2 separate regions of the Homo sapiens genome follow, and region 1 is linked to region 2. Evidence: read pairs that join two places in POLR2A ChIA-PET (ENCODE). Cell type or tissue: GM12878. All regions are shown on one strand. Links, peaks and the distances in the headings refer to the core of each region. The heading gives the core; the rest is flanking DNA.

Region 1 (8,000 bases), core at 1-8,000, 230 kb after region 2:
ACCTGCCTGTTGCCATGGTGCCGCCTTACCCAGGCAGCAGATCTGCTGCCCTGTGGAATGTAGGCTCTGATTGTCAGCACTGGGAGGCTGCATGCATTTTCTGTTACCTCTTTTTTTTTTTTCTGGTAGCTAGATTCAAATTGTACTTAGCATGTTACTAAAATATTTAAAAGGAAAAGCATATGTTGTATGGCTAAAATAATGAGACTGATTGTTTTATCACATTCTAGGAAATGTTGTCCTGTCATTTTAAGATTGCTTCAGAAAATCTTTGGTGATTATGTTGTGTACTGGGCTTTTCGGTATCCTCACTGGGGTAAGCCAGGAAACACTTGTTGGGAGACCTTTCTGTAAGCGAGGTCGTTGATTAAGTATGTATATTAGTTGGGCTTAGGTTTGACTGTAAACAACAAATACATAGAATAATAATGGCTTATTTGTTTTTCTTATTTTTGATGGAGTCTCGCTCTGTCGCCCAGGCAGGAGTGCAGTGGCGTGATCTCGGCTTACTACAACCTCTGCCTCCTGAGTTCAAGCGATTCTCCTGCCTCAGCCTCCTGAGTAGCTGGGATTACAGGCACCTGCCACCACACCCAGCTAATTTTTGTATTTTTTGTAGAAATGGGGTTTTGTCGTGTTGCCAGGCTGGTCTTGATTTGTGAGCTCAAAATGATTCTCCTGCCTCAGCTTCCCAAAGTACTGGGGTTACAGGCATGAGCCACCGCACATGGCCCTGAAATCTATGTCTTTAAAAAAGTCCCATTGTGGGGCCAAGCATGGTGGCTCACGCTTGTAATCCTAGCACTTTGGGAGGCCGAGGCGGGTGGATCACGAGGTCAGGAGTTCGAAACCAGCCTGGCCAACACGGCAAAACCCTGTCTCTACTAAAAATACAAAAATTAGCTGGGCATGGTGGCAGGCGCCTATAATCTCAGCTAGTTGGGAGGCTGAGGCAGGAGAATCGCTTGAACCCGGGAAGTGGAGGCTGCAGTAAGCCGAGATCGTGCCACTGCACTCCAGCCTGGGCGACAAGAGCAAGACTCTGTCTCAAAAGAAAAAAAAAAGAGCCCGTTGTTCCAAGCTGTCTTGCCAGGCCCTTGAACTAAGAAGTGAAGTGCTCAATTTGCCCCGAGTGCTGTTCATGTCTTTATGACACATTTAATTGGAAATCTTTAGGAGGTCAAACATTCTAAGAACTTTTTTGGAGTTCAGCATACTGCCTCAGAGAAGGAAGCTGGTATTTGGGGGTAGGGTGTGGGAGGATGAGAATAGAGATTAAAGGCTTTGCTGGCCACATGTTTTGAGAAATAACTCACGAGAAAGTGTTTTTGGGTAGTGTTTATTTATTAGTTATAAATGCTGAAAATGTTATCTGCCTTGTTAGAGTGAAGACTTGGAGCTCCTCGGAGCTCTTTTAGTTCAGCCCACCACTGAAAGGATCCCTCTTATATAGAATTGCTCATAAGTTATGCATTTTGTTTCTGCTTGTTTGCTTCCACTGTTGGTGAGGTCATCACCTAATGATGCCACTCATTCTCTCTTTTTTTTCTGAGACAGGCTCTGGCTTTATTGCCCAGGCTGGAGTGCAGTGGTGCTGGGGCACTGGAGTGCAACCTCCGCCTCCTGGGCTCAATCGATCCTCCCACCTCAGCCTCCTTGGTAGCTGGGACTACTGAGGCGTGCACCACCACGTCCAGCTAATCCGTTCTCTTTTTATGCCCCTGGGTGGATGTTAAATGCATTCTTTACCTGGAGCTGTGGTCTGCTTCCTTGCACCCATTGTTCAGAGATCTGTGGTCTGGAGCCACTCATACCAGCTCCACACCCTGGTGGAAGGTGTACGGGATTCTCCCCCTCCTTGGAGATGACCGCGTGTCTCTGAAACATTCCTTCTCCCGTCACTCATCCCCAGTCCTCCAGGGGACTCTCTGGGTGGGGCCCCAGGCCCTCCCCTCCCTGGCCTCTGCTGAGCAGCTCACGTTGCTCATGGGCGTGTCTCTCCTGGTGCTATTGGCCCTTGCTGTTCTGTTTTCCCTTTGAGTCTGCACAACTTCTCATGGAACCCTGTTAGTGCCATTTGCCCATCTTGTTCTCTTGGACTCTGTGTTAGCCTCTCTTGGCTCTTGCTGCTTCCATTTCTCATGTGGACGTTTTTGAATTCGCCTTCCAGTTAGGTGCCTGACATTGGTATCTCCCACCTCCTCTTCAGTTCTGCCACCTTGTGCCTGGGTGGTTGAGACCCACACATGAGCTTGCCTGTCCTGTCCCTCCCAGAAATCCCTGAAGCTTCCTGCAGTATCGCCCACGGGGTTGAGCCCTCACCTTAGGGTGTGTGGGGCAGGTGAGACCATTCCCCCAAGCACCTGAGATCTGTCTGCCTTTGCAGCCTGGCTGCCGCTACTTCCCTTGGCTTCGCTCCTGAAAAGACAGGACAGTTTCTTCCCTTCCCCACAGAGAACTGGACTCCTTTGGAATGTTCTGGAATTCCCCACTCCCTCTCCACGTAGCCAGCCTTTTCTGTCACCATCTTGCAGGTGCCAATTCCAATTTCGTTTTGAGGAAGGCTCCGTTAGCATTGCCTTGCCGCTCCCATTCCCACCGATGCGTGGGATCACACACCATTACTTAGATGTCTGTTCCTCCTGCTCTTTGGGGTAAAGAAAATCGTGACTGTTCATTTGTTCTTTGGCCTGAGGGCCTCGGGCTCTGCGCAGTCAGTGGAGCTGGTAGCCATGCCTTCAGCTGGGTTGTTTACCTGCTTGTGTGGAGAAAAACCACCCTTGCCTGTAGAGCTTTATGATTAATCCACAGCTGGGACCTGAGAAGTTCCTCAAGTGCTAGGAGAAATGTGTGTGTAATAAAGTTTCTGGGAAAGGGATCCATGTCCCCAAAAGGTTCTGACCCACTGTTTGATCCCCTCTTAGGAGATCTGCTCTGGGAGTGGGCTTTGCACCTCTTGGCGGCTGGGAGCTCCCCAGCACCACCCAGTGGTGCCTGCCCTGAGGACACGCAGTCTATGAACGTATGTCATCATGTCGTTCATCCTGGGAGATGGAATCCGTTGCATACCACAGGCTGTTTTTGTAACATGCACCTTTATGTTTGGCTTGTGGTTGGAGGTAGAAGGGGGTGTCTTGCTAAGAAGGCACTTTCTAGGAGTTGGAATTTACGTGTTACTTCCTGTGTCCACGGAAATCTGTTTTACGCTGGAACTTGACTTTATAGGCGTACCGAATTCTCCACCATGCGTATCTTTTTGCCTCCAGATCTGAGGAAGAGGCCTGCTGCCATTCAGTAGGTCATGGATTGGGAAGTGACAGTCAGTTTGTATTAGCTGGGCCAGTTTCAGATACAAGGGGCTGCCCAAGATTATTTTCAGTCCAGGTTGGCCGGACCAAAACAAGTAACAAAGTCATCATGGAAAACGATTATTGTTTCACATTCCTAGAGGAAGTAGGCAGCCTACAAAGTATTCTCACATGGGCCTGTGAGAGTGTGTTGTGTTCCGGAAACACTCTAGATTTTGGTCAGCTGTAGCTAGTTCCCTGCTGAGAGGGCTGGAGAAAGTAGCTGGGTGGACATTACACTGGATGAGCATTTTTAAGAATCGGGGGTGCTGGTCACTTGCCCCTGCTTTTGGTGGTGACTCCTCTGTCTTGGCTCTGGTCTCCTGAGGTCTGAGCCCATCCTCTTCTGGCTTCCCTGTGTATCACTCTGCCTTCCTCTGCCTAGAGACTCATTTGGTAGCCTCCTGTTCATCTTGATTTGGAGGTAGGGCTAGGCAGTGTATCATGGTGTCATCATGGGTCCTTTTCAGAGTCCTAGGGGCCCAGGGCCTGCTAGGGTGTGGTGGGAGTCATCAGGTCTGGGGTTCCTATTTGTGCTGTCTCTGTGACCGCACAGTCCCCAGAGCCCTTACCCTCATGACTCAATTCTGCCTCCCCTCCACCGCTCCCCTGAGATTTATAACTGAGGCTGGCGCCAGCCATGCTTGGCTACACTGCGGGCTAACTAAGCTTTTGTGAGCCATCTGGGGAGCTTGGTACTGATTTGCATCTGGCACATGTTTTCCCCTGGAAACTAGAGTCCAAACCAGCAGCCTCTGGAATGTGGCCAGCTTGGTTGAGGTTGCGAACTGGACGTGTTTGTGATTTTGCTCCCAGGGGACAGGGAAGGCTATAATCTGGGCAGCAGATGAATAATTCATTTGCTTGTGTCTGAAGGGGTGAAGGTGATCTGACTCGAGCTTTGTGGGACTCAGTCTTTGTGTGAGTAGCTTGTGGAGGTAGTAATGAAAGAAAGCAGTTCATTCCTTACCCTCTCCTGGAGGAAGAACACGTACTGACCTATACAACACGTGTTTCCTATGTGTGTTACACACGTATGTAGAATTGGCTTACAGAGGGAAGCAGCATACAGCAAGATTCCTGAGGTTCTAAGTGTGTTTCTCAGGTGATTGTGTTTTGTTTTTTTTTTTTTTTTTTCTGTCTCAGACTTGGGTCAAGTATCTATTGCAGCAAAAGTTTGTTCAACCCTACTGAGATGCCTGTTGGAGTTTGACCCTCATGCCACCATCCTCTATGTGTAGTCCGATGTAATCTCTTGTTTCCTAGCTAAATAATTGGGCTAGAAGTGAGATGTGAATCTGAGGATTTTTTTCCCCATTTTTTTGGTTCTAAAATCAAGGACCTGTTTTAAGAAACATAGGCACTCTCAAGGCAGTTTATAAAATATTTTTAGGGCTAGGTATGGTAGCTCACCGCTGGAGTGCAGTGGTGAGATCTCGGCTCACTACAACCTCTGCCTCCTGGGCTCAAGCTATCCTCCCACCTCAGTCTCTCGAGTAGCTGGGATCACAGGTGCGTGCTACCATGCCCGGCTAATTTTTTGTAGAGATGAGGTTTTGCCATGTTGCCCAGGCTGGTCTCGAACTCCTGGACTCAACTGACCCCACCTCGGCCTCTCAAAGTGCTGAGATTATAGGCATGAGCCACCGGCAGCTGGCCATTGTTTTATGTTATAAGGGTATGAATTTTTTTTAATTTTAATTTTTATTTTATTTATTTATTTATTTATTTATTTATTTTTTGAAACGGAGTCTCGCTCTGTCACCCAGGCTCACTGCCAGCTCCGCCTCCCGGATTCACGCCATTCTCCTGCCTCAGCCTCCCGAGTAGCTGGAACTACAGGCGCCCGCCACCACACCTGGCTAATTGTTTTTTTTTGTATTTTTAGTAGAGATGGGGTTTCACTGTGTTAGCCAGGATGGTCTTGATCTCCTGACGTCGTGATCCACCCACCTTGGCCTCCCAAAGTGCTGGGATTATAGGCGTGAGCCACCGTGCCCAGCCTGTTTTTCTTTTTTAAAAAAACCCTTCATTCTACAGTTGTTATCCATTTTACAGAAGTCAAAATCTTCCCTGTATTTGAATTTGTTAGTCTTTTCTCCTATGGTTTCTTTTGTTACTTATGGAAACATTTTAAGGTTATGATGATACCTTATTACTTATGGAAACATTTTAAGGTTAAAGTTCTGATACTCCCTGATACTGTTTAAAGGTAGCTAGAGAGGATGAACGTGAACCAGATACATGAGTCCCTTCTAGCCCTGTGACAGACAAGCCAGCTTCTTGACCGGGACAGGCGTGTATCTGTGTGGCTGGTGTCCCATACAGCTTGGTGAGGGGCTGAGTAGCAGAGTCCAGCTCAAGGACAGTCGCCCTCAGCCCTGGGGAAATAAGTCAGGTCGACCTGGTTTGCTACAAAATGGGCCACCTCCTCACGTTGGTTTTCATTTTAGCTCTAGCCGGCCCGGTCCTTGGACTGAAAGAATGCACCAGGGGCTCGGCAGTGTGGTGCCAGAATGTGAAGACGGCGTCCGACTGCGGGGCAGTGAAGCACTGCCTGCAGACCGTTTGGAACAAGCCAACAGTGGTGAGTGCCGCTGCCCTCCAGTCCCAGCCGCAGCACTCCTCTTGGGTCCCCTTAGAACAGCTGTAACTCACTGCCATATTGACAGAGCACTTTTTCTTGCCTTGTTTTGTTTACTTCTCACTGTGACTCTGTGTGGGAGGCAGGACCTATTGGTGAATGTACCCATTTTACAGCAGAGGAGATGGAGGCTCAGAGAGGTTAAGGTTTCACTCTCCTGAGGCTACCTGGTTTCTTGTGGCAGACAGGATGAGGTCCCCCATGCCTGCGGCTCCAGGTGCCTGCCCCATGCTGCCTCTGGGCCTCTGTGCAGATCCCACTTCTCACCTTAGATAAGAGGCCAGTGGGTTGGCAGTGCCCATTCCCACCACTGGGCACATGGGCGCGGCTCTATCCTTGGTCACTCACTCCAAAAAGTAAATGCTGAGCTTTTCAGGTACTTTCTGCCTGTTTCATATTTTGTTCTCTCCTCACTCCTCTCAAACAGGCAAACTGCTGATTGAGATCCTGGAGTGCAGTTGCCATTTAAAATTGGTTTCCAGCTGTAACCACACTGAGGAAGCTAGCACTGATTTTTCATCTAAATAATGCTAAATGTAGCGTATTAATGTGGGGCATGGTCTAAGGCGACAAGCCATGGGTGTGTTCCTCACGGTCCCAAGCCCTCTCAGGAGATGCTCTGCTGACCATGCCAGCTCAACACAGAGCTGCTGCCCTGGGCTCACTTGGGGCTGTGCCGGCCATCATGTGGTACGGGCTGTGTTTGACTGAGTGGACTTTGGGTTCTAAAAAACTTGTCAGTGGCCACTACTGCTCCTTCAGTAAGAGAAGAAAGCTTAGCACCATTCTTTTAGAAACAGTTTGTGAATTATTCACTGGAAAACTGCCTTCTGTGGCCATACTTGCCCTTTTTTTTGGAGGCAGGGTCTGGCTCTGTCACCTAGGCTGGAGTGCAGTGGCACAATCATGGCTCACTGCAGCCTCAACCTCCTAGGCTCAAGCAATCCTCCCACCTCAGCCTCCTGAGTACTGGAACCACAGATGTGGACCAGTATGCCTGGCTAATTTTTGTATTTTTTGTAGAGATAGTGTTTTTACCATGTTGCCCAGGCTGGTCTTGAACTCCTGGGCTAAGGTCATCCTCCTGCCTCCCATAGTGCTGTGATTACAGGCGTGGGCTACCACGACTGGCCTGAAACTACTTTCAGATTTGGTTTCTAATTTGCCTTCAATCTTGTTTTTAATACTACTTCCTGTTTCCAGGTTTAATGTGTGTCCCGTAAGGACTTTAAAACTTGATTGGCTGGTCTTGTCATGGCCCGGCCTTCTGTTTTTGTTTTTTGTTTTTTTTTTTTTTTGAGATGGACTCTCACTCTGTTGCCTAGGCTGGAGTGCAGTGGCACGATCTTGGCTCACTGCAACCTCCGCCTCCCGGGTTCAAGCAATTCTTCTGCCTCAGCCTGCCAAGTAGCTGGGATTATAGGTGTACGCCACCATGCCCGGCTAATTTTTGTATTTTTAGTAGAGATGGGGTTTTCAACATGCTGGTCAGGCTGGTCTCGAACTCCTGACCTCGTGATCTGCCCGCCTCGGCCTCCCAAGTGAGCCACCACGCCCGGCCCGGCCCTCTCTTGATATGGTTCCATGCACAGTACCCTTGACCCTCTGTTTCCACAAATGTTGAGGGCTGTCTGTGGAACTTGAGCATCCTGGGGTTTGGGTGTCCATGGGGGTCCTGGAATTGATACCCCCTCAGATACCAAAGGATGACTGTATTAGCCTGACTAGGTTCAAGTTGGTTTCTCTAAATGCAGCTAAGTTCATAGGTGTTCCTCAGTCTCACCCAGACATGTTTCTTCTCCATGGATGGAAAGTCAGTTGACATCAAGAAGGGAGCCTGGGCATTCTTCCCCAAGGGCCGCAGGAACCAATTAGAATTTCCATGGCCTCTGGTCCAGGTGGGGGCCTTGGTGCCAATCAGAAGATTGGCTTTGGTGTGGTCTTGCCTTGTTAACATGCCTGGGAGGCAGGGGATGCGCAGGTGAACGGTTCAGTGTGGGTGTGCCTTC
Region 2 (15,476 bases), core at 3,455-11,454:
TACAGACGGGAAGACCCCAGCTGATGGAGACCAGTTGCCACTTTTGCCCCAACCCTTGTCATCATGGCCTCAGCAGCTGCACCTCTCTTGGCCTCCCTCCATCTCCTGTGGGGTGGACCCCCAGCAGAGGACCCCTGAACCCTGAGGAGCTCCTGGAGAAGGCTTCGTTGGTTTTAGCAAACGAGGGAAGTGGTGCCTGCAGCCTCCCCAGAGGCTTGCCTGGGGGCTCAGGAGCGCTCAGGTCAAGCCTGAGGGATGGGGTGAGTGCTGGGCCAGGTGCCCCACAGGCTCCCAGGAAGCACCCCTGCAGCCTTCCTCTGTCTGCTCCTGGGCCCAGGGGCTGCGGGACTCTTGGCTGCTAGGACAGGTACGTGTGGGCCAGGTGTGGGCCGAGCAGAGGGATGAGGAAGAGGCTCAATGAGAGACAGAGGAGAGAGGGACACAGGAACACACGGGGAGGCACGTGAAAGCAAGAGGAAGAAGGAGAGAGAGGGAGAGAGCCGCCGTGGGCTCTCACGGGAGCAGTCTGCGGTCCTCCCGCCCTCCCCATCCTTCCCGACTCCTGCTGCCTCCTTCTCTCACTGCGGAAGAGGCAGGAAGGCCAGCCTGAGGGAGAGCCTCGAGTGTGAAACTGGAGGCTGCTCACAGAGTGGGTTTTGTTACCTCGTTTCTGGATAAAAACCATCTGGCACTGGGTGAACAATGTCCTTGTTAGTGTCCTTGTTTTCCTTCTGTCACTACACATGTGTGTGCATATGTCCACCTGTGCATAAATGAGGATGTGCATACACACAAACATGCCTGCACACACATGCTACATAATACAGACCTGTGAGTGTGCATGGGTGCACCTGGGTCTGCATAAATGCACACACACATGCAGAAGCATGCACTCAGGTCTATGCCTGTGCACACCGCATCTTTCTCGGTGGTGATGCCAACTGCTTGCTCGGGTCTGGCCCCTTCGGCCTTTGTCCAGGAGGCCTCACCCTGCCTGCTCTGACGCTTGCCAGCTTCCAGGGGAGGCTTCAGAAGCCTGAAGGCCTTGGATTTCAAAGCCCTTTAGGCACCCTTCTGTGTGCCCACTGCTGCACGCATGTGGGTGCCGTTTGGTGCCATGGCCCCACCGCCCTTTTCCCCCAGACCTGACAGCTCTGCTCACCCCTACACATCTCTGCTCCTTTGGGCTATGGCAGAACTCAGGATGAAGGGGGCAGCTGCGCGTAGCTTCTCATGCCCCTCTCCCCCCAGCTCCCAGAGCCCCTCCTGGAGCCCCACGCAGAGGAAGTGGGCAGCTGGTCCTTGTCACTGCCAGCCTGCAGGCCTGGGAAGCCCCCTCCTTGCCTGCCTGGCAGAGTTTCCACCAGGAGTGCCCTGGGACTGTTAGGTGTTTTTTAGCAACTGTCTCTGCCCCGTAGGGGAAAGGGAGGAAGCCAGATAAGTTGAGTGTTCTTGCCAGGGAGCTGGGTCAGGTGGGAGGCTCTCTGCCTCTGGCCACTCTGCGGTCCACGGGCCTGAGAGGCCCCTGCAGCTGGAGCAGGGTGAGAAGGTCTCCCTTGTGCCTTAGGCCTCAGAGAGTGTGTTGTAGCAAGAAAAGTGGTCTGTGCTGGGCATCGGGAGACCTGGGTTGTGTGACGGGAGGACCTGGGTCAGGTCATCTGTCTCTGGGCTTTCTCCGGCACAAAGGGGGGGCTGGACCAGGTGACCTCGTAGGACCCTTTCTGGGTCCTCTGCCTCTGAGGGTTTGAAGCTGAATCGTGATAACTGGGCAAGCCTCATCACAGGCATGGCCTCCTCCCTCACTCCGTGTATGAGCTGAGCTCTGCAGAGATGTCAGACCTTGAGCAAAAAGCATCCCTTTGCAGACTGGGTGAGGGGGTCTTCCTCCCACCTCACTCACATGGTGGGCAGAGGTCAGGAGTGGGGACTGACAAGGAAGGGGCCTTGGCAGGAGACAGACAGTGCACCGTTTCTCAGGCAGTTTCTGAGACACCCAGGGCATAGGCATGAGAAGCTCTGTTCCTACGCAGCATGGGCACCTCGGACATCTGTCCTGGTGGTGGGGCTGGGGCTGGACTGGGAACGGAGTGGGGGTGCCCCACCCTCTCAAAGCCACGGGCCCCTGCTACTCCTAAGGCCAGTCTTGAGCTCTGTGATGAAGACGTAAGAATACTGGCCTCTTATTGGGGTTCCTGGGGGTCAGAGGAACACAGCCATCGAAGGCCATTGCTCGGCCACATGATGAGGCAGGGGACCCCAGGAACACCAGAGGGCCTCACACTGATATCCCCATCTTTCTCCCTTTCTCTTCCTGCTCCGTTTTCCATGGCCTGCTGCTGTTCCCTGATCTCCAGGAAGTGGAGGTGAGTACTGCCCAGGACCCCACTCTGTGTGGTCTCTGCAGAGCACACCCCCTCCCCTCCTGTGTCCCTCCACACCCTCATTCTGACTTGCCTTCCCTGCCAGCCTCCAGTGTGGCATGGGAGCAATCAGGAGCTCACGGGAGAGGCTGGAAAGGATTCTGGACATGGGTTTATAGGGATAGAGGTGTGGGGGAGGCAGCTGGCAGGGCCTGGGTGGACAGGGGTCAGCCACCAGGATGACGGCCATTGGCACATGACATCGCTGGCCCAGGCCTCTCCTCGACCCCGCAGTTGAACCTCTGGGATATGGATCTTAGCCTTTCCCTTCTCCCTTGTCCCTCTCTGTCCTCTAGGATGACTATATCAAGAGCTGGGAGGACAATCAGCAAGGAGATGAAGGTAACATGACTCTCCCGGCGGGGGAAGGTGACTGACACGTGTGAAGACTTGAGACCAGAGGGCAAGCCCTTAGCCCGCTTGGGGGCTCCTTGAGCAGCCAGGCCCCGGTGGGGATGGGACTCCTGAGCTCAGGAGCTCTGGTTATCAAGGGCTGCTGGAGGGAGAGGCCTCCCAGCTCAGAAGTGGGGCTGGAGGTTCCTGGGTTCTCCCAGGTGACCTGTGTCCTGACTCTGTGCCCCTGCAGCCCTGGATACCACCAAGGACCCCTGCCAGAAGGTGAAGTGCAGCCGCCACAAGGTGTGCATTGCCCAGGGCTACCAGCGGGCCATGTGCATCAGTCGCAAGAAGCTGGAGCACAGGTGAGAGGTTTGGGGAGGTGGGAGCCCTGGAGGGGGTGTGTTCAAAGAGCAAGGGCTCAACTGACCCTCTCCTTATGAATTAGCCATCTACTGCTGTTAAATAAATTGTAAAACTTAGTGCTTAAAACAGCAAATATGTATTATCTGACATCATTTCTGAGGGTTGGAATCCAGAAGTGGTTCTCTTAGATGGTTCTGGCTCTGGGTCTGTCTTGAGGTTATAGTCAAGGTGCTGGCTGGGGCTGTTTCATCTGAAAGCTTGTCGGGCTGGAGGATCCACTTCTAAGCTCACTCTTATGCTCTTGGTGGGAGGCCTCAGTTCCTGATCATGTGGACCCCTCCATAGGGATGCTTGAGTGTCCTCACAACATGGCGGCTGCCTTCACCTAAAGTAAGTCATTTAAGAGATGAGCAAGGAGAAAGCCACACCATATGAGAACAATTACCAAACCCTGTGGGATGCAGGGAAAGTCACATCTCCTTTTTGGGCCTTGATGTAGTATCTCTAAGACAAATAGGTTAGACCATATAATTTGAGGTTCCTTTCAGCTCTGACATGCAGTGACTTCATGAAATATTTAAGGTGGTAGCTTGTGAGAGGTTGTAGCTTGCAGAGGAGAAAGGAGTGAGGGACATTTAAGGAAGCCTTAGCTCCAGCTGGGTGCAGTGGCTCCTGCCTGTAATCCCAGCACTTTGGGAAGCCAAGGCGGGTGGATCACCTAAGGTCAGGAGTTTGAGACCAGCCTGACCAATGTGGTGAAACCCCATCTCTACTGAAAATACAAAATTAGCTGGGCATGGTCGCTTGTGCCTGTAGTCCCAGATACTCGTGTGGCTGAGACAGGAGAATTGCTTGAACCTGGGAGGCGGAGGTTGCAGTGAGCCGAGATCACGCCACTGCACTCCAGCCTGGGTGACAGAGTGAGACTCCGTCTCAAAAAAAAAAAACACAACAAAACAAACAAAAAAAGGAAGTCTTAGCTCCAGCCCAAGGACAAGGCTCTGCCTGGCTCCAAGACCCTGGAAAAGGTTCCAGTTCCCTCCCTTCTTTCCTGAATCATAGAAGATGAAAGATGGGGTTGCAGTCTTAGAAGGCTGCAGGGGCATGGCCGGTAATGTAATGCATGAAGAGTGCTTGGTCACGGGCCACTCTGTGGAGCACAGGTGTGGTGGAAAGCAGGCAGCTGCTTCTTGGCCCTGGTCTATTACAGCTATGTAGGAATGCAGGTCCAGGACTCCCATGCTTCCATTTTTCAAAGACAGGCCAAGAATCCAGGTATTTATGTGAACTCTCCCATTTGGTAAATGTTAGTGCATAAATAACTCAATTAAAAAAAAAAACACTTGGTGGCCAAGTATGGCCCAGAGGTCATCAGTTTGCAACCTCAGATTTGGTCTGACCCCCTAAGTGAAGTGTGACCCCCTTTTACCTCTGGCCTTCAGACCTGGAGTTGCTACCTGAAGGCCCCATGGGACTCAGTGACTCCTAGAAGAAGAGAAGCTGGGGGAATTTATGCCCTGCTCAGTTGGTTCCACCCTTCTGAGCTGGAGGAGGGTCTGGCAGCAGTGTGGGGAGGGTGGGCAGGGGCAGGAAGGGGCTGATCTGCTGAAGATTGCTGCTGCCTTCCTGTTGGAACAGGTCTGCTCAGCCCTCCCTTCCCCTGCTCCTTCCTCATTGTCACTTCCACCCTGGTGTGCCCCCCACCCTCTCCTGTAGGATCAAGCAGCCGACCGTGAAACTCCATGGAAACAAAGACTCCATCTGCAAGCCCTGCCACATGGCCCAGCTTGCCTCTGTCTGCGGCTCAGATGGCCACACTTACAGCTCTGTGGTGAGGAGCCCAGGCCCCAGGTAGGGTGGGGGTGGAGTCACCTGAGGCCACAGGAAGCAGAAAGGATGACCCAGCTGGGGCCTCCGGAGGGGTTTCCAGGACTGAGGTGGGGCCAGATGGCAAGGTCAGTGTGTTCAATGCAGCCAGCCATACTGGGGCCACCTGCAGCCCTGGCTGGAACTACCTGAGAGTTGGAGCCAGACCCTGTCTGTCCCTGACCTCGGACAGGTGCAGGTGGGGAGTGGGGCCTGGAAGAGACACTATGGTCAGGTAACTGCAAGTCAAAGGAACTGAGGGAAGACCTCAGCCAAGTGTGGAGGGCTGTGGAAGAAGGAGCTCTGGCATCCAATTGTTAGTGGGGGAAGAAAGGAGGATTTCCACAGGGAGGCGCCAGTGTTCACCAGTGAGCAGGGGCCTTCTGGGGCAGCAGGAAATAATCCTCCATAAGAAGGTGATGGAAGAAGGAACCGATTGGGAGAATGAATTTGCACCTTATGTGGATTTTTATGAGGATTTCAGGAGACAATATTTGAGAAAGCATTTAAAAAATTTTAGGCTGGTCACGGTGGCTCACGCCTGCAATCCCAGCACTTTGAGAGGCCGAGACGGGTGGATTGCTTGAATCCGGGAGTTTGAGACCAGCCTGGGTAACATAGTGAGACCCTGTCTCTACAAAAAATACAAAAATTAGCTGGGTGCAGTGGCGTGTGCCTGTGATTCCAGCTATCTGAGAGGCTGAGGGGGATGCCAGGAGTTCGAGGCTGTAGTGAGCCATGATTGTACCACTGCACTCCAGCCTGGGTGACAGAGTGAGACCTTGTCTCCAAAAAAAAAAAAAAAAAAGTAACATAGAAATGCAGGTGCTGATAATGAATGTTTTTACTGGCAACAAGGAGTCGGGAATTGCTTGGTTTGGGAGGGCACTGACAGCTGGCTTGGGGTGGGTGCCAGGGCTGAGGGGCCTTCTTGGAGTGAGATGCAGATTTCAGTCACCCGCTGTGGGTGATGATTGACATTGCTGTGGGGATGAGGTCATCCAGGGAGAAGAAAGGGAGGAGAGAGAGAATGAGCAAGAGGCCAGGGCAGAGGCTGCATTTAGGAGGTGAGAGGGGTGCAGGGGAGCTGGCAGAGCTGGCAGAGAGGAGGAGGAGAAGAAGAGGAGCTAGTGTCCCACAACCCAAGGCCAGGGCGAGGTCTGGGCAGGACGCTGCAGTGCGGTCCGGTCCAGGGGTCACGCTGTCCTTTAGGGAGGTGGAGGTCAGCAGGAAGTCTGGCTTTCATCCCGGCTCATGGCCTTGGGCAAGTCACTGGGCCTCTGTGCGCCTTGCTGTTCTCTGCTGAGCAGGAGAAACCCAAGCCTCCCAAGTGAGATAATGTTGTCGAGCGCTGTGATGACCCGCTTCCCATTAGCAGCCGCCCCATGAGAAGAAAGAGATATGACCAGGAGAAAAGGCCCTGGTCAGAACCTGGCTTTAGCAGGCAGCTGTGGCAGAAGCAGTTCTTAGCGAAGGCCGAGGAATTGTTAGATGCTCCATAGGCGGTGCTGTGTCCTATCAGGAGAACTGAGAAAAGTCCACTGGGGTGACTGGGGGGAGATCATTGAGGGAAGGGCTGATGGCTGATTACAGAGGGACCAAGGAACAGGCCATGAGAGCCAGGGGGGCAACAGACAGCTAACACAGGGGAAGGGCGACAGGGGCAGGGGAGGGGTGACAGGGGCAGGGGAGGGGAGACAGGTGTCCTGGGAGGGACAAATCCTTAGAGAGGGCCGAGCAGGCTCATGGGAGCCTGCATGGCTAGGACCAGCTCTGAGCCCTGCTTCCCGGGCCCTGCTTCTCTCCACCGTGCACCTCAGTCTGCAGAGGAACCAAGAGGACCCTTCAGGCTGTTCATGGGCACTCCATGGGGGGAGGCAGATGTGGCTGCCATGAGAGGCTTGAGGGTGTCCCCAGCTGTGGGGACCCCTGGGGTAAGCCCTCAGTCCCCTGTTCCACCTTTCCCCATGTGCAGTGTAAGCTGGAGCAACAGGCGTGCCTGAGCAGCAAGCAGCTGGCGGTGCGATGCGAGGGCCCCTGCCCCTGCCCCACGGAGCAGGCTGCCACCTCCACCGCCGATGGCAAACCAGGTGAGGACAGTGCTGGGCCACCAGGCTAGGGGTGCTGAAGGGCCACCTGGCACCTCCTTCAGGGCTCTAGGGTGGTAGAAGAGGTGTGCAGAGCAAGAGGGAAGTGGCAAAAATGCAGAAAGCTTGAGGGAGCTGTGAGGTCAGAGGCCCAGATTAACACAGAGCAGGAGGCGTGGGCTCAGCCCTCGTTTCTCCCCTGGGTGCCTGGAAGGTGGGCAGAGGGAGGGACTCAGCCACAAGGAACCTGGGCTGTGTGTTTTTCATGCCAGGAAGGAGTGGGTGGTGGGAAATGGGAGAGGACTCGAGAGGAAGCCCCCGATTTCCACCTTCCCTTCTGCTGCTGCCTCCCGGACCCCTGCCCAGCCTCCTGGCCTGTAGGGCAGGATCCCAGACTGAGATCGAGCCTGCTGCTCCACTGCACATTCGCCCTCCATGCCTTCTCTCTGTTCTGCAGAGACTTGCACCGGTCAGGACCTGGCTGACCTGGGAGATCGGCTGCGGGACTGGTTCCAGCTCCTTCATGAGAACTCCAAGCAGAATGGCTCAGCCAGCAGTGTAGCCGGCCCGGCCAGCGGTAGGAAGCTTGCTGCTCTGCCTGGAGGAGGGAGGGAAATAGGGAAGGGGCTGAGGACACAGGTGTATGCTGGGCCAGTCTGCCCTTGTTCCTTCCTGCCAGACTCTGGGCCCTACAATCTGGGCCCCAAAAGAACCTTCACCCCAAAGAAGTCGGCTTCCACCAGAGCAGGAGGGATACCAGTTAGCTAGTAGGAAGAACTTAACATGGGTGGAGGGAGCTTAAACCCTGACATGGGTAGCCCAGGGAAAGCAGGAATTCTTTTCCCTGCAGGGCTTTCAGAACGGGTTTTGAATGGTTCAGGCATAGTCCTATGTGGAGGTGGAAGGAAGGACCTTTCGCCGTTCTCGAGTTTCTCAATCCCATGGTTAGATTCCAAGCTGCCCAGACCCAGAATAGAGGGCTGGGGCTGATGGCGAGGCGGAGAGATGGAGGGCTGGAGAAACGGCTGAATAGCCAGATGAAGCGTGCCTGAACCTGATCTTTTCCCAGGGCTGGACAAGAGCCTGGGGGCCAGCTGCAAGGACTCCATTGGCTGGATGTTCTCCAAGCTGGACACCAGTGCTGACCTCTTCCTGGACCAGACGGAGCTGGCCGCCATCAACCTGGACAAGTACGAGGTCTGCATCCGTCCCTTCTTCAACTCCTGTGACACCTACAAGGATGGCCGGGTCTCTACTGCTGAGTGGTGCTTCTGCTTCTGGAGGGAGAGTGAGTGCAGCCCCCCTCCCAGGCCCCTGCCTCACCCGTGTGGGCTCTACCCGAAGTTCCAGGCTCTCTTGGGAAGTCAGAGTGGCTCTTTCTTGGCTACGTCCCCAGGCCCAGCACTTTCCCAGCTTGCCCACTTCCTGCACTCCCTTAGGGCTTCATCCCTTAAGGCCCAGGGAAGCCAACACTTTCAGCTCCCTTCCTTGGCAGGCTCCCAGGCGGATCCAGATTTTGTGGGTCCTGAAGCTTATATACTTTTGGAGGTCTTCTTTAAGAAAGAGTTAAAAAAGAAATCCCAGCACTTTGGGAGGCCAAGGTGGGAGGATCATGTGACCCAGGAGTTGGCGACCAGCCCAAACAATACAGGGAGACCTCCTCTCTGTGAAAAAAAAAAAAAAAAATAGCCAGGCATGGTGGCATGCATTTGTGGTCCCTGCCACTTGAGAGGCTGAGGTGGGAGGATTGCTTGAGCCTAGGAAGTCAAGGCTACAGTGAGCTGAGATTGTGCCAGCGCACTCCAGCCTGAGCAACAGAGCAAGAACCTATTAAAAAAAAAAAAGAAGGAAAGAAAGAATATGAAAAATAACGAATGTAAACTTTCTGGGGCCCCTCAGAGGGCTTGGGAAGGGGCTGTACAAGTGAGGGTCTTAGAGGTGAAGATGCATTTGCTTCTCGGTGATTCTTCTTTTAGGCACATCTTAAATTTTGTGCCACCAATAAGTGATTACATACGTTGTCATCAGCCTTAGAGATGTGATGAAATTTCTCAGCTGAATATACCTGAAACCAGAGCTTTCAAACCAGAGTCATCTCGGAAAATGGAGGTCCCCAGGCTCACCTGACCTGTGTGGCTGGAGCTGGGGAAGCCCTGGTGTTCCTCACTGGATGCTTCTCCCCATCTTGGTGGGGGATCGGCAGTCAGGGCCCAAAGCTTCAGCCCGGGCCCCACCATACGCTAGTCAGGGACCCCCGGCAAGTGACCACATCTTTCTGAGTTCTGCTTCTTCATCTGCGTCAGGAAATAACAATACCTATCTTGGAGCCTGTTGTGAGGATGAGCCAAGAAAATCTGTGCAGAGCACCGTGTAATTCACAAATCCCTCTGCAAATGTGTGGTATTGTGATCTGTTTCACCACTCTGACTGCCCAGCCCTCCTGCGACCAGCATCACTCCAGCACTTTGACTTTCTGGGCCTTTGAAGGCCACTCCATCCATTCTGTACTTTCTTGGGCAGGAGGCCGGGAACTGTCCTCATTTTACAACCAGGCAGGCTTCCAGCTTGGAGAGGTGGGGACTTCCCAAGGTCGCAGACAAGTTAGAGGCTGGCTGCCGGTTACAGTCATGCGTCACTTGACGAGGGGGATACATTCTGAGAAATGCATCATTAGGTGATTTTGTCACTGTGCAAGCATCATAGGAGTACTTACACAGACCTTGGTGGTGCGGCCTCCTGTGCACCTGGCCCATTGCTCCCAGGTTACAACCTGTGCAGCATGTTATGTGCTGAATACTGCAGGCAGTTGTAACACAATGGTAAGCATTTGTGCATCTAAACATAGCTAAACATAGACCGGGCGCGGTGGCTCACGCCTGTAATCCCAGCACTTTGGGAGGCCGAGGTGGGTGGATCACCTGAGGTCAGGAGTTTGAGACCAGCCTGACCAACATGGTGAAATCCTGTCTCTACTAAAAATACAAAAATTAGCCAGGCATGGTGGCAGGTGCCTGTAATCTCAGCTACTTGGGAGGCTGAGGCAGGAGAATCACTTGAACCCGGGAGGCAGAGGTTGCAGTGAGCCAAGATCGTGCCGTTGCACTCCAGCCTGGGCGACGAGAGCAAAAATTTATTTTATTTATCTCAAAAAATAAAATAAGGCTGGGCGCGGTGGCTCATGCCTGTAATCCCAGCACTTTGCGGGGCTGAGGCGGGCAGATTATGAGGTCAGGAGATCAAGACCATCCTGGCTAACAGGGTGAAACCCCGTCTCTACTAAAAATACAAAAAATTAGCCAGGCGTGGTGGCGGGCGCCTGTAGTCCCAGCTGCTCGGGAGGCTGAGGCAGGAGAATGGCGTGAACCCGGGAGGCAGAGCTTGCAGTGAGCCGAGATCGCGCCAATGCACTCCAGCCTGGGTGACAGAGCAAGACTCCGTCTCAAAAAAATAAATAAATAAAAAATAAAAAAATAAACATAACTAAGCATAGAAAAGGTACAGTAAAAATAGTGTTGTAATCTTATGGGGCCACCGTCCATTGTTGACTGAAGTGTTGTTGTGTAGCGCGTGGCTGTATTTTCAGGCCTGGGAGTTCTCTCTAACATTCCCTCTAGCATTACGTTCCCCTGGGCTCTCTCATACTTGGGTGTCTGTGTGTTCACCCCACCTCCTCTTCTGAATCCTGTTACTCCTCTCATGGGTCCCTAGGACTTCTTGGGGACCTCAGGTCATCCACAGCTGTGGAATGAGCTCCCCTAAATAGAGAGTGAGCGTTTTCGTGCCATAGAACCCTTGTACTTCCCACCCCTGCTGTGGGGTGACCCCGTGTCAGAAACGGGGTGTTTTCATCTTGCAGAGCCCCTGCCTGGGTCTCTAAGCCTTGAAGGGCTCAGTGCATCCCCCCAGCACCAGGGGACAGTCCCATCAGAGGCTGCTTCTCTCCCCACAGAGCCCCCCTGCCTGGCAGAGCTGGAGCGCATCCAGATCCAGGAGGCCGCCAAGAAGAAGCCAGGTGAGGGGCCAGACCAGGCTCTCAGAGGAGGAGGTGGGGACGGCTTCCTGGGTTTGTCTGAGACCCAGGGCCTCCAGCCTTGGGCCTCATGGCAGACATGGAGCCCAGAGGAGGCCCTGGCCTAGGAAGACAGAAGAGGGTTGCCCCCTTCCTGTGTCTATCCTTGTGGTGGGGCAGGGACTCCCAATCTGCCCCGGGAAAAGTGTGTTTTAGGCACTAATTTTATGCCCATCCATGCTGGAGCTAGAGTTTGGGATACAGAAGGATCCTGGAACCCTCCACTGAGTTCAGTTTCCTTCAGCAAGGGTGTGACTAATGTTTTAGTGAGGCCACTCCCTGAGTGACACTCACTCACATGCTCCATAAACACCTGGGGGCCGGCCCCAGAGATACAACAGCAATAGACCCAGCCCAACTCTGAGCGGATGGCAAGAAGGATGCACTCCCTGGCCTCATAACCCTTTAGCTCGGGCCAGTCCGGAAACACACAACACACAAATGGACACACTAAAAAGACAGAACTAGCAGTGTGACCTGTACACAGGCGCCTGGGAGCTTCAGCTGGGGAGCCTGCAGGAAAGCAAGTGGGCCCCGGAGGCAGGTCGGACTCAGAGTGGCTGGGAGGAGAAGGCTGGGCCTTCCTAGCAGGGGACAGCCAGGCCGGCGGAACTGTGGGAGGATGGAGAGTGTCAAACCTGGTGAAGTCAGACTGGCTGTCCTAGAAGACTTGGGCCATGGAGTCAGGGAAACTGATGGGGCGGCTGGGAGCTAGCACAGGGGCCTGAGCAGTGGTTCAAGGAAGCGGGTTTCCTCATCTCCAGCGAGTAGAGCCGAAAGAATTGCTGGCTGGTGTCCAGCTCTCAGCATCTGGGCCTGTTGGGGGGTCAGCACCCGGTCTGGCTGGGCTCTGGGGGTGTATAGACTTCTGCTCATGCATGAGGACCTGAGGTCACCTCTCTGAGGGGCCCACAGCCTGGGCCCCTGCTCTGACCCTGCCTGGCACTGTCTCATTCAGGCATCTTCATCCCGAGCTGCGACGAGGATGGCTACTACCGGAAGATGCAGTGTGACCAGAGCAGCGGTGACTGCTGGTGTGTGGACCAGCTGGGCCTGGAGCTGACTGGCACGCGCACGCATGGGAGCCCCGACTGCGGTACGGGCTGGGCAGCTCAGGGCCTGCTGGGGGCCCAGGCCTGGGGGCCCTTGTCGTGGGATGCTGGGGGGTGCGTGCCAGAAGCTCCCTCACCCCCTGTTGGCTTGATCCCCTCACAGATGACATCGTGGGCTTCTCGGGGGACTTTGGAAGCGGTGTCGGCTGGGAGGATGAGGAGGAGAAGGAGACGGAGGAAGCAGGCGAGGAGGCCGAGGAGGAGGAGGGCGAGGCAGGCGAGGCTGACGACGGGGGCTACATCTGGTAGACGCCCTCAGGAGCCGGCTGCCGGGGGGGACTCAACAGCAGAGCTCTGAGCAGCAGCAGGCAACTTCGAGAACGGATCCAGAAATGCAGTCAGAAGGACCCTGCTCCACCTGGGGGGACTGGGAGTGTGAGTGTGCATGGCATGTGTGTGGCACAGATGGCTGGGACGGGTGACAGTGTGAGTGCATGTGTGCATGCATGTGTGTATGTGTGTGTGTGTGTGGCATGCGCTGACAAATGTGTCCTTGATCCACACTGCTCCTGGCAGAGTGAGTCACCCAAAGGCCCCTTCGGCCTCCTTGTAGCTGTTTTCTTTCCTTTTGTTGTTGGTTTTAAAATACATTCACACACAAATACAAATTGACAGGTCAAAATCCATGAAATGAGATCCCCCAGCCGTGTCCTCCAGCCCAGCCCTGACCCCTTGGTTTCTACCCTGGCTCCCCTTGGTTTCTACCCTGGCTCAACCGACCCCTGTCTGCCCTTCTCCCTCTTGCTTCTGAGGTCAAGCTCTGGCCTGCGAGCCTGTCCCCATTGCAAAGGGGAGGGAGGGGCAGGGAGCTGTCTACCAGCTGAGGTCCTCCCAAAACTGGGCCGATGTGGTGTGACATCCCCACCAGCCTCAGATGAGACGGGCCAGGACGCCCAGCCACAGCAAGCCCTGTCCCTTTGCCGGATCCCCAAACACTAGAGAAGCTCTCCTAACCCAAGGCGGAGAATGAAGGTGGTGGCGGCAGAGGAGGAGGGCAGCAGCTGAGAGGCCAGGGACAGGGTGCCTCGCCAAGCTGTCTGAGGTCTGTCCCAGGTGGCCCAGGTGGTGCAGGTAGAACAGGGTGAGGAGAGGGGGTCGGCTCAGCAGGAGGAGGCTGTGGCTGCAGAGCCTGGGGGAGCTTTTAGGTGTTGAGATGGGGCAGCTCTGAATCCTAGACCCTGGAATAGCCTGTCCCTTTTCTCTGGGTCTCGTGGTGGAGCCATGATCTGGGCTGCTCTCTTGGGGACACTGGGTGGTGGTTACACAGTTGACCTCTGCCTGGCTCCCCCTTGGTGCAACTCCTGCCTCCATCCCCCTTGCTGGGGTCCCCTCATCCACTTGAGGGCGCCTGAGGGCCAGGAGCAGCAGGCAAGGAGCCTGGGTCTAGGCTAAGGGGGTGTGTGCCCACCTCCTCCCTGACCCTTAACACTCCTGTCCTGCCCAGACCAACAGAGAGAGCTGTCCCTGAGACCCCGGAGAGAAGCAGCTGCCGAAAGCTGCAGCCTTTCCGCACTCTGAGACCATGATCTTCCTCCTGCCAGGGGAGAGCCACCCACAGGCCATGTCCAGCCCCACTTCCCTCAGCCCCCAGGGCTTCCTTCTGGCCCCTCTGAGGATTCCCTAGGGCTGCCCCGCAGAGGGGCTTCCCCAAGCTCTGTTTTGAAGCCTGCAATGTGGAAAAGTGAGAAGTCAGAGGGAACAGGACAGGTGCAGCCGGGCTCTGAGGCCACACCTCACACCTCGCTGTTCCCCAACATCCCCTGAGCAGTGTGAGCTCATCTCACCAGATGAGAAGAGGCCCTGTGCATTTCTTTTGTTTGTTTGTTGCTGTTTTCCCCCACCCATCCAGTTCTCCTCAGCAAAGCAAATTCCTTAACACCTTTGGTGGAGAATTTCTTACCCAGACTTGGGGCTGTGATGCCCTTCAGTGCGTGGTGAGTGCAGCGTGTGTGCGTGTGCCTGTGTGTGAACCTGGGGGCCATCCTGGTGGCCTGGGAGCGTGAGGAGAGGCCCCCTGTGTGCTGGGTGAGTGGTGGGTGTGGGGTCAATGCAGTGAGGCTCTCTGGGTGAGGCTCCCAACCTGGCAGTCCCCAGCCTCCCAGCATCTGTGAGCGTCTGTTGGACTTTACAGAAGAGCCTCATCCTGTCTGCCCCTCACTCTGCCCTGGAATCAACATCTTCCGAGTCCTTCTTGGGGGAAATAGCAGAGCCCCACTTAACTCCATAAACTGCTTCCCATTCCGCAGCCCAGTTCTGATTGTTGAGGTGTCGCGTCGTTCCAGGTCCCCCAGTCCCCTCTTTCTCCTGTCCTCTCTCTGTCCTTCACCTCCCCACTCCAGCCCCGGCTCAGTTCAGGGAAATGCTGTTCCACATCAGCCCTCTGCTCTCTGAGGCAGCCGCGCCTCTGACTCGGAGCTACTTGAAACTTCTGCTCTTGCTAGGATTGGAGTCTACCTATCTCTTCCATTTGTCCCAGCTGGAGTTCTGGAACTTTCCTCCTCGGGGTGGGGGTGGGGGTTGTTAAGGATGCTGGGGGGCCTGGGGAAGGAAGGAGTTCAGAGGAAGGGTGTCCCCTGTCCTCTTGATGTCACCCTCCGCTCCTGGGACACGTGCTCTCTCTGTCTCTGGGTCTTCTGGCTGTGCACGTTTGTGTGTCCTTGTAAATATGTTTTAGGAAGAAAGCAAAAGGGACTGAACTAGCCTCTGGTAGGATTGCAGGGGTCCAGCCTTGCCTGTTTCCGAAGCCCCCACACTGCCTTTCGCCCTACTGAGACTGGTCCCCTCAAAAGGTAGACAAAACAGCAGCTCCCTGTGGAGCTGAAGGGCGGCCTCAAAGTGGCTTTTTGTTAGACAAGGTTAAGGTTTCCTCATGAGCAAGGTTGCAGATCGGTCCTTCCTCAGCTCCTTGATTTGTGACCTTGACCAAGGGGCCTGCCACCCAGCCCCTCCAGTGCCCTCTCCTCGATGCCTCGCTCCTTCCTGCCCCCACTCCCCTGGCTTAGGCAGGTAGGGGAATTAGGGCCATGCTGGAAGAAGCTTAACCATGTGTTCAAAGAACGGTTTCTTGCTTGCTTGGTCCTGGAACTCCCCTTGGCTGCCCCAGGCCTCCTTGGCCCATGGGTGCTGGGGGAGGTGGATGTCAGATCTGGTAGGTTGCAGCAGAGAAAATAAATGTGCCTTGAGAGACCACTCAGAGAGGGTCCAAGGGTGATGGAGAAGG

What was found. ChIA-PET counts read pairs that join two places held together with the same protein. Peaks named below come from ENCODE experiments on the same cell type or tissue, not always from the same donor. Only the 100,000 strongest peaks of a DNase experiment are listed, where the experiment ranks them.
Region 1: POLR2A ChIA-PET joins it to region 2 with 12 read pairs; 5 of 35 experiments call an interaction of 5 or more read pairs at or near these places.

The regions. Positions count from the first base shown.
Region 1 is chr10:71,832,306-71,840,305 of GRCh38, reverse strand. It overlaps PSAP (prosaposin), which reads left to right. Exons shown (of 14, transcript NM_002778.4): 2 at 5,801-5,934. Among named protein-coding and RNA genes, the nearest start is that of PSAP, 15 kb to the left of the region's middle. RefSeq lists enhancers at 1,352-2,120, 2,891-3,660, 3,564-3,663, 3,774-3,843, 3,661-4,430. In GM12878, for the core only: a CTCF peak has its summit at 2,985 (motif pointing left); DNase peaks (open chromatin) are centred at 3,425, 3,895 and 7,165; H3K4me3 peaks cover 2,110 bases; H3K27ac peaks cover 3,430 bases.
Region 2 is chr10:72,059,789-72,075,264 of GRCh38, reverse strand. It overlaps SPOCK2 (SPARC (osteonectin), cwcv and kazal like domains proteoglycan 2), which reads left to right. Exons shown (of 11, transcript NM_001244950.2): 2 at 2,355-2,363; 3 at 2,717-2,762; 4 at 3,007-3,121; 5 at 4,839-4,953; 6 at 6,964-7,078; 7 at 7,533-7,652; 8 at 8,145-8,363; 9 at 11,025-11,087; 10 at 12,103-12,240; 11 at 12,360-15,476. The coding sequence ends at 12,505. Among named protein-coding and RNA genes, the nearest start is that of SPOCK2, 21 kb to the left of the region's middle. RefSeq lists enhancers at 4,995-5,496, 5,677-6,184. In GM12878, for the core only: a CTCF peak has its summit at 5,342 (motif pointing right); no DNase peak of the experiment used is centred there.